Regions from separate parts of the Homo sapiens genome. Here region 1 is linked to region 2. A link is a loop called in an ENCODE intact Hi-C map of the cell type or tissue named here. Cell type or tissue: mucosa of descending colon. All regions are shown on one strand. Region 1 overlaps POC1B-DUSP6 (POC1B-DUSP6 readthrough). Region 2 overlaps POC1B-DUSP6 (POC1B-DUSP6 readthrough).

Region 1 (8,000 bases), 73 kb after region 2:
ATAACATAAACACTTCTATGCAAAGAAACTAGAAAATCTAGAAGAAATGGATAAATTCCTGGACACATACATCCTCCCAAGACTAAACTAGGAAGAAGTTGAACCCCTGAATAGACCAATAACAGGCTCTGAAACTGAGGCAATAATTAAGAGCCTACCAACCAAAAAAAGTCCAGGACCAGAACGGTTTCACAGCCGAATTCTACCAGAGGTACAAAAAGGAGCTGGTACCATTCCTTCTGAAACTATTCCAATCAACAGAAAATGAGAGAATCCTCCCTAACTCATTTTATGAGGACAGCATCATCCTGATACCAAAGCCTGGCAGAGACACAACGAAAAAAGAATATTTTAGACCAATATCCCTGATGAACAGCGATGCAAAAATCCTCAATAAAATACTGGCAAACTGAATCCAGCAACACATCAAAAAGCTTATCCACCACGATCAAGTTGGCTTCATCCCTCAGATGGAAGACTGGTTCAACATATGCAAATCAATAAACGTAATCCAGCATATAAACAGAACCAAAGACAAAAACCACACAATTATCTCAATAGATGCAGAAAAGGCCTTCAACAAAATTCAACAGCACTTCCTGCTAAAAACTCTCAATAAACTACGTATTGATGGGACATATCTCAAAATAATAAGAACTATTTATGACAAACCCACAGCCAATATCATACTGAATGGGCAAAAACTGGAAGCATTCCCTTTGAAAACTGGCACAAGACAGGGATGCCCTCTCTCACCACTCCAATTGAACATAGTGTTGGAAGTTCTGGCCAGGTCAATCAGGCAGGAGAAAGAAATAAAGGGTATTCAATTAGGAAAAGAGGAAGTCAAATTGTCCCTGTTTGCAGGTGACATGATTGTATATTTAGAAAACCCCATCGTCTCAGCCCAAAATCTCCTTAAGCTGATAAGCAACTTCAGCAAAGTCTCAGGATACAAAATCAATGTGCAAAAATCACAAGCATTCCTATATACCAATAACAGACAAACAGAGAGCCAAATCATGAGTGAATTCCCATTCACAATTGCTTCAAAGAGAATAAAATACTTAGGAATCCAACTTACAAGGGGTGTGAAGGACCTCTTCAAGGAGAACTAGAAACCACTGCTCAACAAAATAAAAGAGGCCACAAATAAATGGAAGAACATTCCATGCTCACGGATAGGAAGAATCAATATTGTGAAAATGGCCATACTGCCCAAGGTAATTTATAGATTCAATGCCATTCCTATCAAGCTACCAATGACTTTCTTCACAGAATTGGAAGAAAATACTTTAAAGTTCATATGGAACCAAAAAAGAGCTCATATTGCCAAGACAATCCTAAGCCAAAAGAACAAAGCTGGAGGCATCATGCTACCTGACTTCAAACTATACTACAAGGGTACAGGAACCAAAACAGCATGGTACTGGTACCAAAATGAAGATATAGACCAATGGAACAGAACAGAGCCCTCAGAGATACTACCACACATCTACCACCATCTGATCTTTGATAAACCTGACAAAAACAAGAAATGGGGAAAGGATTCCCTATTTAATAAATGGTGCTGGGAAAACTGGCTAGCCATATGTAGAAAGCTGAAACTGGATCCCTTCCTTACACCTTATACAAAAATTAATTCAAGATGGATTAAAGACTTAAATGTTACACCTAAAACCATAAAAACCCTAGAAGAAAACCTAGGCAATACCATTCAGGACATAGGCATGGGCAAGGACTTCATGTCTAAAACACCAAAAGCAATGGCAACAAAAGCCAAAATTGACAAATGGGATCTAATTAAACTAAAAAGCTTCTGCACAGCAAAAGAAACTACCATCAGAGTGAACAGGCAACCTAAAGAATGGGAGAAAATTTTTACAATCTACCCATCTGAGAAACGGCTAATATCCAGCATCTACAAAGAACTTAAACAAATTTACAAGAAAAAAACAACCCAATCAAAAAATGGGCAAAGGATATAAACAGACACTTCTCAAAAGAAGACATTTATGCAGCCAACAGACACATGAAAAAATGCTCATCATCACTGGCTGTCAGAGAAATGGAAATCAAAACCACAATGAGATACCATCTCACACCAGTTAGAATGGCGATCATTAAAAAGTCAGGAAACAACAGGTGCTGGAGAGGATGTGGAGAAATAGGAACACTTTTACACTGTTGGTGGGACTGTAAACTAGTTCAACCATTGTGGAAGACAGTGTGGCGATTCCTCAAGGATCTAGAACTAGAAATACCATTTGACCCAGCCATCCCATTACTGGGTATATACCCAAAGGACTATAAATTGTGCTGCTATAAAGACACATGCACACATATGTTTATTGCGGCACTATTCACAATACAAAGACTTGGAACCAACCCAAATGTCCAACAACAATAGACTGGATTAAGAAAATGTGGCACATATACACTATGGAATACTATGCAGCCATAAAAAGGATGAGTTCATGTCCTTTTTAGGGACGTGGATGAAGGTGGAAACCATCATTCTCAGCAAACTATTGCAAGGACAGAAAACCAAACACCGCATGTTCTCACTCATAGGTGGGAACTGAACAATGAGAATACTTGGACACAGGGTGGGGAACATCACACACTGGGGCTTGTCGTGGGATGGGGAAGTGGGGAGGGATAGCATTAGGAGATATACCTAATGTAAATGACGAGTTAATGGGTGCAGCACACCAACATGGCACATGTACATATGTAACAAACTTAAAGTGTAATTAAAAAAAAAAAAGAAAAACATTTTGACTAAAAACCTATAGGAAAGATTATATAAATTAATTGCTGGATGAAACAGCTAGAACATGTGCATGAAATAGGTTGTTATAGGGAAACATAATGGAAGAGCTCAATTGCAAAAAACATATGACAGGCAGAAGCAATGCCACTGTTGCCGGGAGAAGTGCCTGGAAAGGGTACCAAGGCAAAAAGTAAAAATAAACAAAACATATTCACAAACATACTCATAGTTTGGGATATAAACTCCGTGACTGTCATTTTCCTTGATGAATAAATACATAAAAATAGTCATAGCACTTTGTAGGATAAATGAATAGATCTTAACACTTAACTAAATATTAATAATAAAACGTCTTAGAGAAAACTGCTGCTCTCTAAATCAAAAGTTTTCAATACATTTAAGGTGAGCAATAGTTTATTTTAAAATCAAAATTATTTTTCTCAATTGTAACTATTTGGTAAACTTATCAATATACTCAATTTAAAAAATGGTAACTTAAAAAAATAATATGACATGTTTGAAGTTTCTCATGTGATCTTTTGATACACAGTGCCCAAAATGTAAGACAGTCATATGTTTATTATATATATAATTCACGGAACATTGAAATATGTAAGTGATTTCTAGAAAAGGAAAGAACAAAGTAATTTCTAAAAGTGTACATATCTTGAATTTTTTCAGTAATTTTACTGTGTACGGAACTGTACAAAAAGTACACAAAATTTTCTAAAAGTACAAATCTGAGAGAGCATATTTCTTAGTCAAATTCTTCAAATTTCAACTGATTTTCCAAAGCATACAATTGTTTTTGCTTCAGCTTAATGATGCATTTCCAGTTCTATTTAAAATAAGGAATTATTTTAAATATTTATCATCTTGAAATTTCATTAAATTGCTATCCCCAGAATGCATAGTTCTGAATTAAGAATAATATTTACTCAGCATGGTACTTTACCTGATGCTAGATGTCATTTAAAATAAATTTATTTTATATATTATCAACCTTTGAGAATGGACCAAGTATGGCACAAATTCATTTTACGAACCTAAAGCTTCAAGCAGAAGTGTCCAAGTAAATAGCAAAATTCCTATGAAAGTTCCACCTATGGGGACAAGGTGTTAATACTGTAACACATACAGCTCTATGATATAATCAGTCCAAGAGAGGCAAACTGAGTCTGAGGAGCCCTGAACATGGAGCGACTGGACCTCCTGGAACTATAGATAACGCATGACCTGAGGAACACTAAGAGAGAGAGAGAGAGAGAAACTGGAAGACATAGCCTGGATTCTGCCTACAGCCACACAGTTTGTATCACGGACTTGGGCTTTCTTTTGAGCCTTGCCCCCAAGATTTCCAACCCAACTAACTGAGGATATTTACCAGGAAAGCATAGCTGTGTTTAAAAATAAAAGTCAGGATGGGCATGGTGGTTCATGCCTGTAATCTCAGTCCTTTGGGAGGCTGAAGCTGGAGGATGGCTTGAACTCAGGAGTTCAAGACAAACCTGGACAACATGGCGAGACCTCATCTCCATTTTAAAAAACAACAAAACAAACAAAACCCAACCAGCCAACCACACAACAGCAACAAAAGGCCAATTTAAAATAGGATTCACTTTATAAAAATCACCCTAACTAAATTTGATAAAAACTGATGTTCTCATCTATTCCAAAATAAAATAATACCTGCACACACCAGAACGGCAATAACACCATCAAAGGAAATTTCTGCATACACAGTTCCTACTGCTGAGAATATCCTTTCTCAACAGACAGACAAAAACTGAAAATTAGTGACAGGGCAGAAGTGAGAACCTGGGGAGAGCAATCAGTGAATAGTAACAAAGCCCTGCCAAGGGAGGTAAAGCCATTACATCATTATGAAAGAGAGTTAAAGACATGACAGATCAAATAATTATTCATATCAGGAAGCTATATCCACACAATTAGGCTTGAACAACCTATGATGAGCATGCCATATGGCACACCTTCTGGATAAACAGTAAGAGACAAGTGTGTCTTAAACACAATTCTTCCTGATGAGCATTCTAACACTAAGTTAAGGACTTGTGTGTGATGAAGTCTGGTGTGTGCCAAGGATTTATGTACTTGGCAAGTAGGAATAGGCAATGCTTAAATTCCCAAAGTAGCCTTCACAACCAGTTACTTACAAACATTGGTTGACTCAAGGGCCTATTTCTCCACCTGCTCCCAAACTGGAGGTCCTCAGTACTTTCCGTTTTTTTCCCCACAACCAGAGATATACATCAGGTCTCCTTGGCTACTATATTATGGTGAAAAAACATTTACTTAAGTTAAATCATACTGACCACAAGGAAGCTAAAACCAGGATTCAAAGTGGCAAGGCATCTGATCTGTGTGTCTAAACATCTGGAAGGCAGGTTGGTGCTGGTGTTCAGTCTGTCCTCTGAGGTTGTTTAATCGGAGCCTTGCTTGCCCCCATCATTTCCTTGCTGTGTGTCTGTGAGGAAGTTACCTTACCCCTTTAAGGCTAATTTGTGGAATGTGAGAATCTACATGCATGCTTAGTAGTAAAATGTTTAGTAGTATGTGAAAAATGGTGGCTATTTTTATGGGAACCACAGGCATGTAAATGAGAATGCTCCTAAATTGATTTACTGAAACACTGAGGTAACACATTTGTAAATTAGTTACATTTAACCATTCCACATGTATATATACTTTAAAACATCATGTTATACATAAGAAATACATACAATTTTATGTCAATTAAACAATAAATAAATGAAAGAAAAAAGGGGAAACAATTCCCTAAATATAATACTACATTCCTAGACAAGCAACTCAAATTGGCAAGTTGGCAATTCTCAAATTATTTTATAAATCTAGTGCAATGGCAATCGACATTCCAATGGGATGGTTTTTTGAAACAGAATAATTTTAAAATTCATATGGATAAGTAATAGGCAAGAACATCCAGGAAAGTTTTGAAGGAAAAAACTGTACATTATATAATATTTTAAAGAAATATTCTAAATCTACAATGATTAAAAAGGTATGATAATGGATCAAGAACAAACAGATAATGGATCAAGAACAAATAGATCAAGAACAGAGCAATAAGACAGAAGAGAAAGTCTCCAAAGAGACACAAGTTCATATGAATTTAATGTTTAAAGAAGGTTATTCAAATCAGTGAAACAATACAAATTGAGGGTACTTTGTTAACTATAAATCTGTACCTCATACCTAAATTAATACATATGGATTTTAAGGTTTTATCATTAAAAATAAAACCTCAAGAAGAGTAGCTAAGATGTTTGGGGATTGATGAGGGAATTTCTTTGCATAGAATCCAAACAACAACAAAAAATAGTTTTAAAAAAGGTAATGCAGCTAAACCTATCAAAAATCAGAAACTAAATTCAAGGAGAAATGAGAAAAAAGGAAAACATATTTGTAGCACATGGCAAGAGGTAAATCTTCTTCTTTTTTTTTTTTTGAGATGGAGTCTTGCACTGTCGCCTGGGCTGGAGTGCAGTGGCACGATCTTGGCTCACTGCAACCTATGCCTCTAGGGTTCAAGCAATTCTCCTGCTTTAGTTTCTCAAGTAGCTGGGATTACAGGCAGCCACCACCATGCCCAGCTAACTTTTATATTTTTAGTAGAGACAGGGTTTCGCCATGTTGGCCAGGCTGGTCTCAAACTCCTGATCTTGTGATTTGCCTGCCTCGGCCTCCCAAAGTGTTGGGATTACAGGTGTGAGCCACCGCGCCCTGCCCAAGGTCAATCTTCTTAATTAAAATTACCTAAGGATCAATTTTAAAATGAACAATAGGAAAATGGGCAAAGTACACAAATACACAATCTTCAGAAATACAAATAAACAGCAATCATGAACACGTCAAAACTCACAAGTCACTAAAAAATGAAATAAACTTGATAACATCTTTTGCTTATTAAGCTGTTTTAAGGCTTTTAACATTTTAAATAATTAAAAATAAATAGAAAACCTTTAAAGGTTTTTGTCATGTTGATGTTGTTATTACAAACAGTATTGGAATAGGCATCCTTGAATAGAAATCTTTGTATGTATATCTTATTATTTCTTTAGGATGATTTACTATGTATCACTCAGGGTTCAGCAGAAAAACAAAGTACAGCCATTATTTTAACAGAGAGAATTTAATATAGGGAACTGGTTAAACAGATTTCTAAGTCTGTAAATGCTAAAAGGGAGCTCTGAGGTAAGCAGAGATATTAAATGTATGAAACTAGCTCCCTAGAGTTGGGGAACAAAGGCAAGAGATTGGATTATTAGAAACTAGACACTCAAGAGTTCCCTTGCTGAGAGCTGAGATGGTTTGTTCACAAGGAGGAAAGAGGAATGTTCATTAAAAAGACATTCTGAAAAGGAAAAGGAAATGCCTGGCATTCCTTCTCTATCTCCCCTTCAACTTAAAACAAACAACTCTATGTGCTTCAGAAAAATAATCCAAATAGATACATAAAAAGTATGAGAATGTTGCCACCATAAATACTAAGGCCCACCAAAATTCTGTAGTGATTTGGAAAGTAGGTTAAAAAGTACATATGATATAAAATATGAGCTTTGTAGTGGCCATCATGATCCTGAGTAAAAGAAAAACAAAATACTCTAGGAATTAACACAAAAAATAGAAAATCAAATTACACTAAAAAAAATCTTCCATTGCAAAAGTCAATTGAAGTCAATTTGACATTTAAGTGATGAGTTGGTTGGTTGGTTGGCTGAAAGCAACATAATTTTATTTATGTTTCAGGATATATGATTGTGTGGCCTGACAATCTCAGAAAGTAAAAGCAAAGAAATTGAAAGACATGGAAAGAACTAGGCCGGGACCAGCACTGGGCCTTAATAACCAGTTCACTGAGATGGTAAGGTTCTAAATCTTTAGAAGCCCTAATAATATGTTTTACATAGTGTGACAGCATAAAGCAGGAAGAACTGACTGAAAAATATGTGTTAGCAGACTTGCTGACTACTTTCACCAAATAATTAACTGTCAAGTGGCAAAATAAAGGAGCAAAGCCAATAGCTTCACTATCTATGCAGCACCAAATAACTCAAAACCAGATGGGTATAGATGTGCAGAACAGTTGAAAGCTAAGTTCACTATTTTCCGTGAAGCTCCAACAGCCCCACAAATGGCATTTAGCTCCGTAGTAAACCATCCTATAGGTCAGCAGGAAGCTCAT
Region 2 (8,000 bases):
TTCCCACAGGGTGGTGGAAGGAACAACAGAGACAGCTATGTGCCCACATGCTCAGCCATCTGCCATTCCAACCACATGTCTCTCCCCCCGTTTCCTGCAAATGATTCATCTATTCTTTTTCTCCTTCTTCAAAGATAACTCTGTAAGCACTTAAGGAGGGGAAAGTCATTAAGAAAAGTGGAATCTGGAGTTATTAGGATGAGATAGAGCAGATTAAACAGTCTGGAATTTCACAAAGCAAACAGCACAGGGTGCGGACCCTGGGCCCGTCTCTCTCCTGCTGGTGCATCATTTCACAGGTTATCATCCTTCATGAACAGGTCAACAAAAATGGCCACAGGTAAACATGAGCATATGAGTTGCTAAAGAGAAAGAAAGACAGAGAACAGCAGAAGTCAGGAGGATTCTGGATTTTCCAACTGGAGCCTCTGTGCATCTTATCCAGCATCACAGACAGTGTCTGTCGCTAAGTGATGCCAAAGGTTTTACACCAATGAATGGGATCTTTGTGACGTTTTCCCAATAACAGACCAAAAAGCTGCCACTAAAATCATGCTTTTAAAGGAGATCCTGAACAATAGCCAGTGAAGGTGATTATGGCCATGTCCCCATGTCCATGAGGAGGTGCTTGGTGGGTATTTGTTGAATTGCATCAAACTGGAGTTGGATGGGACTCAGTTCAAATCCTGACTCTGCTTCCAGCTTCTGGTACATTAGGCAAGTTGCTAAACCTCTGGGCTTAGGGGATAAAGACACTACCTCACAGGGTGGAGTGAGGAGTAGAAGATAATATACGTGAAGTACTTCATGTGGTCTTTGGAAAGAGGTAGATAGATAGGCAAATATCAGGTGATTACAAATACTCCTTATAATTTCACTTCAGTTTGTACCGCATCTCACACCCTGAAGCTAGCAGGGTAAAGAGCTCTCAGGAGAATGAAGAGGCCTCTGGCCCATTCTAGTATGGTCTCTCCCATCAGGAGGGGAAAGGCAAATATTGCATGGGACCTGGCAATAAGATTGAATGAGACATAAGCAAAGTCTGATCGCATCCTTATCCCCACCCCTTAACAGCCACTATATCCCTTGAGGCAAGTGAAGGGCCCCAGAAGTGAGGGATCTTATTGCTAAGTAGATCAGACAGAGTTCTTAAAGATTCTAATATGTTGCCTGTATTGTCTCATCTGTAAAATGGGTGTTAAAATAGCACTCATATCTTGGGTTATGAAGATGAAAGAAGATAATCTATGTAAAGGACTGAGCACAGGGCCTGGGACAGTTAGTGATAGATACATGTTAGCTACTGTTGCTATTTTGTATTCCATGTTCAATCTATGATATTGATTAACCTGTTTATTGATTGCTGGATTTTCATTTAGTAAATTAATTTTCAATAAATGATTTTCACTTAAGCATTTGTTCACGCAGTCACTTCATTCATTTATTTATCATAAAACATTTATCAAGGTCCTATTCTATACTGACACTATGCTGGGCTCAAGAGATGCTGAGGCTTTTTGGGCAAGAAGGTTGAAGACTAGGCAGGGAGAGAGACCTGAACTAAAGCAGGAGAAGGCAAGGTGTAGTATACACATCATGGAGACATGTATAAAGCATTCCTGGAACCCAGAGGAACCAGGAAGTGCTGCTCATAAAAGATGCTTTTTGAACTAGATCTTGAAGAGTGAGTAGCCCGAGGAGTTTGGGCTTGCGAATTCTAGATAACAAGAACAGCTTGCCAAAAGGGATAAAGTTGTGAAACAAACAAACAAACAAAAAACAGGGTTTGGAGCCAGGAGGACTTTGGTGTGAGTGGTGTTTGGCCATTCTGCCTGGTGCCTTCCTTTGAATTTAGGTTCGACCCCCTGTGGGGGCCACAGAGAGTCACCTGCAGCTCAGTCTTACCCCAGGTGCTGGGCCCAAGTCTGCTCTTAGAGGAAATGTAAGTAGCTTATATCACTCAGTATCGGGTCAGCTAGGCTCTGGGTTCTGTTCTGAGCTCCTGCTCTATTTCTAGCTGTGAAGTTTCCACTTGATTCCTGTCACAGGCTCTACCTTGTATTCCAGTTCAAATAACTGGGCTTTGGCCTTTGTTCTTTCTTCTACATTCTGCCTCTAAGTTTCTCTAAGACTGGAATTTTGCCTTTCCTTATCAGTCCTTCCTAGAACTTCAGTCCCTCCCAGAACTTCAGTCCCCTCCTTGGCCCTGGGGCCTCACTCCAGGCTGCTTGATCCACTTATGGTTATTGCTTGCTGGGTTCACCTTCTTCTCCTTTCTGCAGGTGGAACACAGACTGATGACAACCACGTGCTGAGATCCCCTGTTACTGCCTAGACACAAATTGCTATCTAGGTCCTGTTTCACTGCCTGGCAGAACTGCCTTGCTACTTCTGGTTTGGCTCGCCATTGCCTGAATTCCTAAACTCCATTCTGAATATTACTAGTGAAAAATGCACGGCAGGGCGCAGTGGCTCATGCCTGTAACCCCAGCCCTTTGGGAGGCTGAGGCAGGTGACTCACCTGAGGTCAGGAGTTCGAGACCAGCCTGGCGAACATGGTGAAACCTCGTCTTTACTAAAAATACAAAAATTAGCCAGGCATGGTAGTGGGCACCTGTAATTCCAGCTACTCAGGAGGCTGAGGCATGAGAATTGCTTGAACCCGGGAGGCAGAAGTTGTAGTGAGCCGAGATCACACCACTGCACTCTAGCATGGGCTATATAGAGCGAGACTCAGTCTCAAAAAAAAAAAAAAAAAAAGAAAAATGTGCTACTTTGGTATTGAAATTAGCATCCAACATCAGCTTTTGGAGATACAGGTTATGCCATATACTTTGGTAAATTTCCCCCAAGCATTTAGACTTACAGAAGATATGCAGTAAAAGCTGTTGGAGTATATGCTACAAATGAGCCTTGGTGGTATGGTCCCAGGCCTTCCTGTGCTGATTAGCATTTTATGGCATGTATAATTTTCCTTAACATTGCTCAGGGGATTAGGACACTAGTCATATGCTGCCAGCCACAAGTTTTAAAAAACCAACTTAGGAATAAAATCACAACAGGAAATGAAGGCCATTTGGAAATTTGAGAACCCACATGTTCTCTATGTTATTTTCTTTTCTTATTTTTTTTTTTTTTTAGGAAGAGTTTCAAAGTTTCAACCTGTTTTAATGCTTGCCCATCTGGTTGTTTTATTAATGAAAACAGCAGCATCTTCTAATGCTCTTGTGTGAGGCAACAGTATTTTCCCAAAAAAATCACAGAAAAAACTTTGGGATTTGATGTACCATATTTTGTCTTTTACTTTTTTTCTTTGAAAAAATAAATCCCAACTGGAGATCATTTTAGAGAGAGTATGTGCTTAGAAATATTCAGTGAGTCATGCCTGGTGTTGTAGGTCTATTCCGGTGCGTGGGGTTTCCAGAACAATTACATAAGTGTTAGCATAGCCAGGAACTTTTGACATTTGTGGCAGCCTAATGGAGTTCTTTTCATCATTGAAAATATTCTAACTGTTGTTTCCTTAAATCTAAAATGCATAAAACTAGTGAAGCAGGATAAATTGATTCTGAGGCATTTCTATCCAGTATGCTTTGTTGGCAAAGAAACTGAAGAAAATTTACTTGAAATAAAATACAGGTGATCAAGCTGTTAACAAATACAGTGATCTAATCATCTGGCAGAAAGTGAGAGGATAAATTGTAAGTGAGACCTTTTTGTTTCTTCTCTTTCTTTTATCTATCAAGATTTCCAGCCCAGGCGTGGTGGCTCACACCTGTAATCCTAAGCACTGTGGGAGGCTGAGGCGCGTGGATTGCCCGAGCTCAGGAGCTTGAGACCAGTCTGGGGAACACGGTGAAACCCCGTCTCTACTAAAAATACAAAAAATTAGCCAGGCATGGTGGCTTGTGCCTGTAATCCAAGCTACTCAGGAGGCTGAGCTAGGAGAATCGTTTGAACCCAGGAGGCAGAGGTTGCCGTGAGCCAAGATCATGCCATTGCACTCCAGCCTGGGCAACAGAGCGAGACTCCGTCTCAAAAAAAAGAAAAAAAAAAAAGATTTCCTTTTCTTTTACAGCCTGACCATAGCATATTGTTTACTTGCACAACCCTACATAATGAGATTATTCAATCACATGTTTTTTAAAATTCGGGGATTCCAAAAGCTATTAGATCAATACCTTTCTTTAATCTTTCAAAAGATCACCAGGAAATAATGTGATATTCCACTACTACTAATTTGTTTGTTAAAATATATTTTTAAGTACCTGTGTTCCAAAGTATCTCCTAGTATGAGAAACTAGAGAAAGACCCAACCGAAGTCATTATCAATTAATTTTTTCTATCTCAAAGGTGAGCTCCCCAAATCCAGAGTTTAGGGGCTTTCTAGGGAGGGTGAAGTCCTTAGTTTTGTTTTTTTTTTTTTTTGAGACGGAGTCTCGCTCTATTGGCAGGCTGGAGTGCAGTGGCGTGATCTTGGCTCACTGCCACCTCCGCCTCCCGGATTCAAGCAATTCTCCTGCCTCAGGCTCCCGAGTAGCTGGGACTTCAGGTGTGTGCCACCACGCCTGGCTAATTTTTGTATTTTTAGTAGAGACGGGGTTTCACCATGTTGGCCAGGATGGTCTTGATCTCTTGACCTTGTGATCCGCCCGCCTCGGCCTCCCAAAGTGCTGGAATTACAGGCGTGAGTCACTGCGCCCGGCCGGAAGTCCTTAGTTCTTATAGATGATTGTTCAGTGTCTTGCACAATTTTGCTACTGCCTTATTTTCCTGCAGATAAGACATTGTAGTTATGGGTGTTACTGTATTTATTGGTTCAAAAGACATGGTGCAAAGGACAAGTAGGCCAAGCAGGCTCTGACTCATAGAGGTTGCTGCCTGCTTGTGCCCTGTGTGCGCCTTTTGAGTAAAGAGCACAGTCCACCAAGTCCAGCTCTGCATGCTCAAGTGCTATTGAATTCTTTCCACCTGACCACAAGTACTTGAGCACCTTTCCTCCATAGCAGAGCTGATAGCACAGAGCACACTGAGAATCCCTATAGGGAAGGTGTGGTGAGGCTGTGTGAACTGTGTGGGCTGTGGTCACGTAGTTGATCATGTAAGTGGGATCACAAACTTAGTAAGCATCCTGTGACACACCGTCATCATTAGAGTGTGCTTGTTGATGTTGGAGTACTATGTGCTATTCAGGACTATTTCCAAGAATTTAGTTGAATATATATCCTGGGCTGTAGGATACAGGATGAAAAGAGGATTTGGTGTCCCTGCCAAGTTTCCTAGATAATGCAGATAATTTCTTTTAGCAGGAAGTGACGTGTACATCTCAGGGCTGGGAAGGTGCAGTTATAGGAAATTAGCCTTAGCAAGAAACAAAATGCCAAAATCAAGACCAAGTGAGAACATAACTTCTAGACCAACAGAAAGGAAGTGAGGGGATCTGAGCTGCCCTGTTTTGTTTCTGAAAAACCACTCATCTTGCTCTTCTATATTCCTGACTTTCTCCATCCAGTAGGCACCAAGTCCAGCTAGCTCTGTCTCTTCTGATTTTGGAATCTGTCTTCCCTTCACCATCTCTCCAGTCATGGAGTTCAGTCTCTTACCATACTCACCTGGATTACTGCAATAGACACTAACTGGTCTCCCTGCTTTCAGTCTTCAACACCCCATATCTCACCAAAGGGATCTTTGTTGTCTGTCCATTGTTAAATGGTTGGGATTTATTGGGAGGATTTCTGTCTGCTCTCAGGATGGACCAGAAGTTTCAGAAATTGATAGAAATGGGTCGGGTAGGGATGGGTAGGGTTAGAACATTCAACCGTGTTGTCAGTGCCCTGCCCCAGAATGAATGCTCTTCCATCATTTCTCCATCTTTTCACCCTCTTTCTTCACTCCAGGGAGTGAACATTGTTCCAGCTTGGGTCAGGTGGCTGTTTGTTGGTGAGTAAGGGGTTCAGGGAACAGATTTAACAACTCAGCAGGCAATCCTTCAAAGGGAAATCAAGGTGGAATGGATACTGAGTTCTCAAAAATCAACATGTTCCCATGATATGTTGACTATAGAAGGGTCATCTAAGTGCAGTAGCAAATATAGTTTATAGTATTTACTCGAATGGCTTGTTAATTTATCTCTCTTCCTCAATAGACATTGAAGTCCCTGGAAGAAGAACCATGTCTTATTCATCTTTGTATGCCTGGCCTCTCATAGACACATACAATAAGTACTCATTGTATCAAAGAATGAATCAATGTTCCCGTAAGTGAAAGCTGTGTTTGGTCTAGTCTATATGCTTCCAGAACTACTTTATGGTCCCCCAGCCCCAGCCTTCAGTGACCCTGCTTCCTGAGCTAGAACTGCTCAACACTGACCTCAGCAGCAACGCACCTTCTGAGTCCACTCACCCTCTGGGTGCTCCTGAAGGGGCAGAGAGAGCCAAGCGGCTATATGTCAGATACAAGACCTCACTGTCTGCTTCCTTTCGTCCATCTCTTTTTTTTTTTTTTTTTTTTTTTTTTTGAGACAGAGTCTCACTCTGTCGCCCAGGCTGGAGTGCAGTGGCGCCATCTTGGCTCACTGCAGGCTCTGCCTCCCGGGTTCACGCCATTCTCCTGCCTCAGCCTCCTGAGTAGCTGGAACTACAGGCGCCCGCCACCACGCCCGGCTAATTTTTTTGTATTTTTAGTAGAGACGGGATTTCACCATGTTAGCCAGGATGGTCTCAATCTCCTAACCTCGTGATACACCTGCCTTGGCCTCCCAAAGTGCTGGGATTACAGGTGCGAGCCATCGTGCCCAGCCCTTTCGTCTATCTCTTATAGCACCATTTTAGCCTTCAGGGACTCCTAACATGCATTTGTTCCTGGAGTGCTTAGTAGTTGTGGATGAACTGATATCTATCTTACTTGGCAATGTAATAAAAGGAATGTGCTTTGACATCAGACAGAGTTGCAATATGAACACTTCAAGTACTAGCTGTGTGACTCTGGATACTTTTTTTTAACCTCTCGGGGTCTTTGGTTACACACAAGTCCAATGAAGATACTACAAGTGTAAATGAAATAATATATGCAAAGACACTTGTTATAACGCTTGGCATTTGACAGGTGTCCTGTGAATGTCAGCTCCCTTCTGCCTTTGTGGCTTATAGCAATAGGGGCATGAGGAAAATTTGCAGTGCTAGTATAGGTAATTTGAGCTGAAAGGAAAAAGAGAAAAAAGGAGAATGAACGTACCCAGTTGCTCTAACATGAATCAAAGTCAATGATTAACTTTTTACTGACTATATAAAATGCAACAAAGTTTAAATAAATGTAACAACTGGGCTTAAGGGAGAAACAAACCCATATATTTTCTAAAACAATAGAATTAGATATTTGGCAAACTAGAACCGGCACGGGCATAACAATTAAATTTCTTCTCTAATGAGCGTTGTTTGTTTTACTCTAGGATGCATTTGGATAAAATATTGGGATAAAATTTAGAGAGGTCTGTTTAGAAAAGGGAATTAAACATGATTGGCTATTATTGTGTCTTTGTTTTCTCATTTAAAAAAATTACAGAGGCCGGGTGTGGTGGCTCACACCTGTAATTCCAGCACTTTGGGAGGCCAAGGTGGGCGGATCACGAGGTCAGGAGATCGAGACCATCCTGGCTAACACGGTGAAACCCCGTCTCTACTAAAAATACAAAAAATTAGCTGGGCGTGGTGTCGGGCGCCTGTAGTCCCAGCTACTTGGGAAGCTGAGGCAGGAGAATGGCGTGAACCTGGGAGGCGGAGCTTGTGGTGAGCTGAGATCACGCCACTGCACTACAGCCTTGGTGACCGAGCAGGACTCCATCTCAACAACAACAACAAAAATACAAACAGAAAATTCAAGTACTGCAGTGGAAATATGATGGAGTTTCTATCAAATTATATCAAAAGTTGTTCTGGGGAGAACTTAAACCAATTCAACAGCTCAAAAGGAGGGCATGAAACCCACTCCTCCCACCTCCAGTA

What was found. Hi-C counts contacts between places; a loop is a spot of excess contacts. Peaks named below come from ENCODE experiments on the same cell type or tissue, not always from the same donor. Only the 100,000 strongest peaks of a DNase experiment are listed, where the experiment ranks them.
Region 1: a loop joins it to region 2, with 5 times the contacts of the local background. A loop is called at or near these places in 21 of 110 quality-filtered maps.

What each region holds. Positions count from the first base shown.
Region 1 is chr12:89,443,963-89,451,962 of GRCh38, forward strand. The region is part of intron 9 of POC1B-DUSP6 (POC1B-DUSP6 readthrough); the gene reads right to left. The region is part of intron 10 of POC1B (POC1 centriolar protein B); the gene reads right to left. It overlaps LOC105369889 (a long non-coding RNA gene), which reads left to right. Exons shown (of 4, transcript NR_189732.1): 3 at 7,565-7,679. Among named protein-coding and RNA genes, the nearest start is that of GALNT4, 77 kb to the right of the region's middle. In mucosa of descending colon, no CTCF peak of the experiment used is centred here; no DNase peak of the experiment used is centred here.
Region 2 is chr12:89,370,945-89,378,944 of GRCh38, forward strand. The region is part of intron 9 of POC1B-DUSP6 (POC1B-DUSP6 readthrough); the gene reads right to left. Among named protein-coding and RNA genes, the nearest start is that of DUSP6, 22 kb to the left of the region's middle. In mucosa of descending colon, no CTCF peak of the experiment used is centred here; a DNase peak (open chromatin) is centred at 4,707.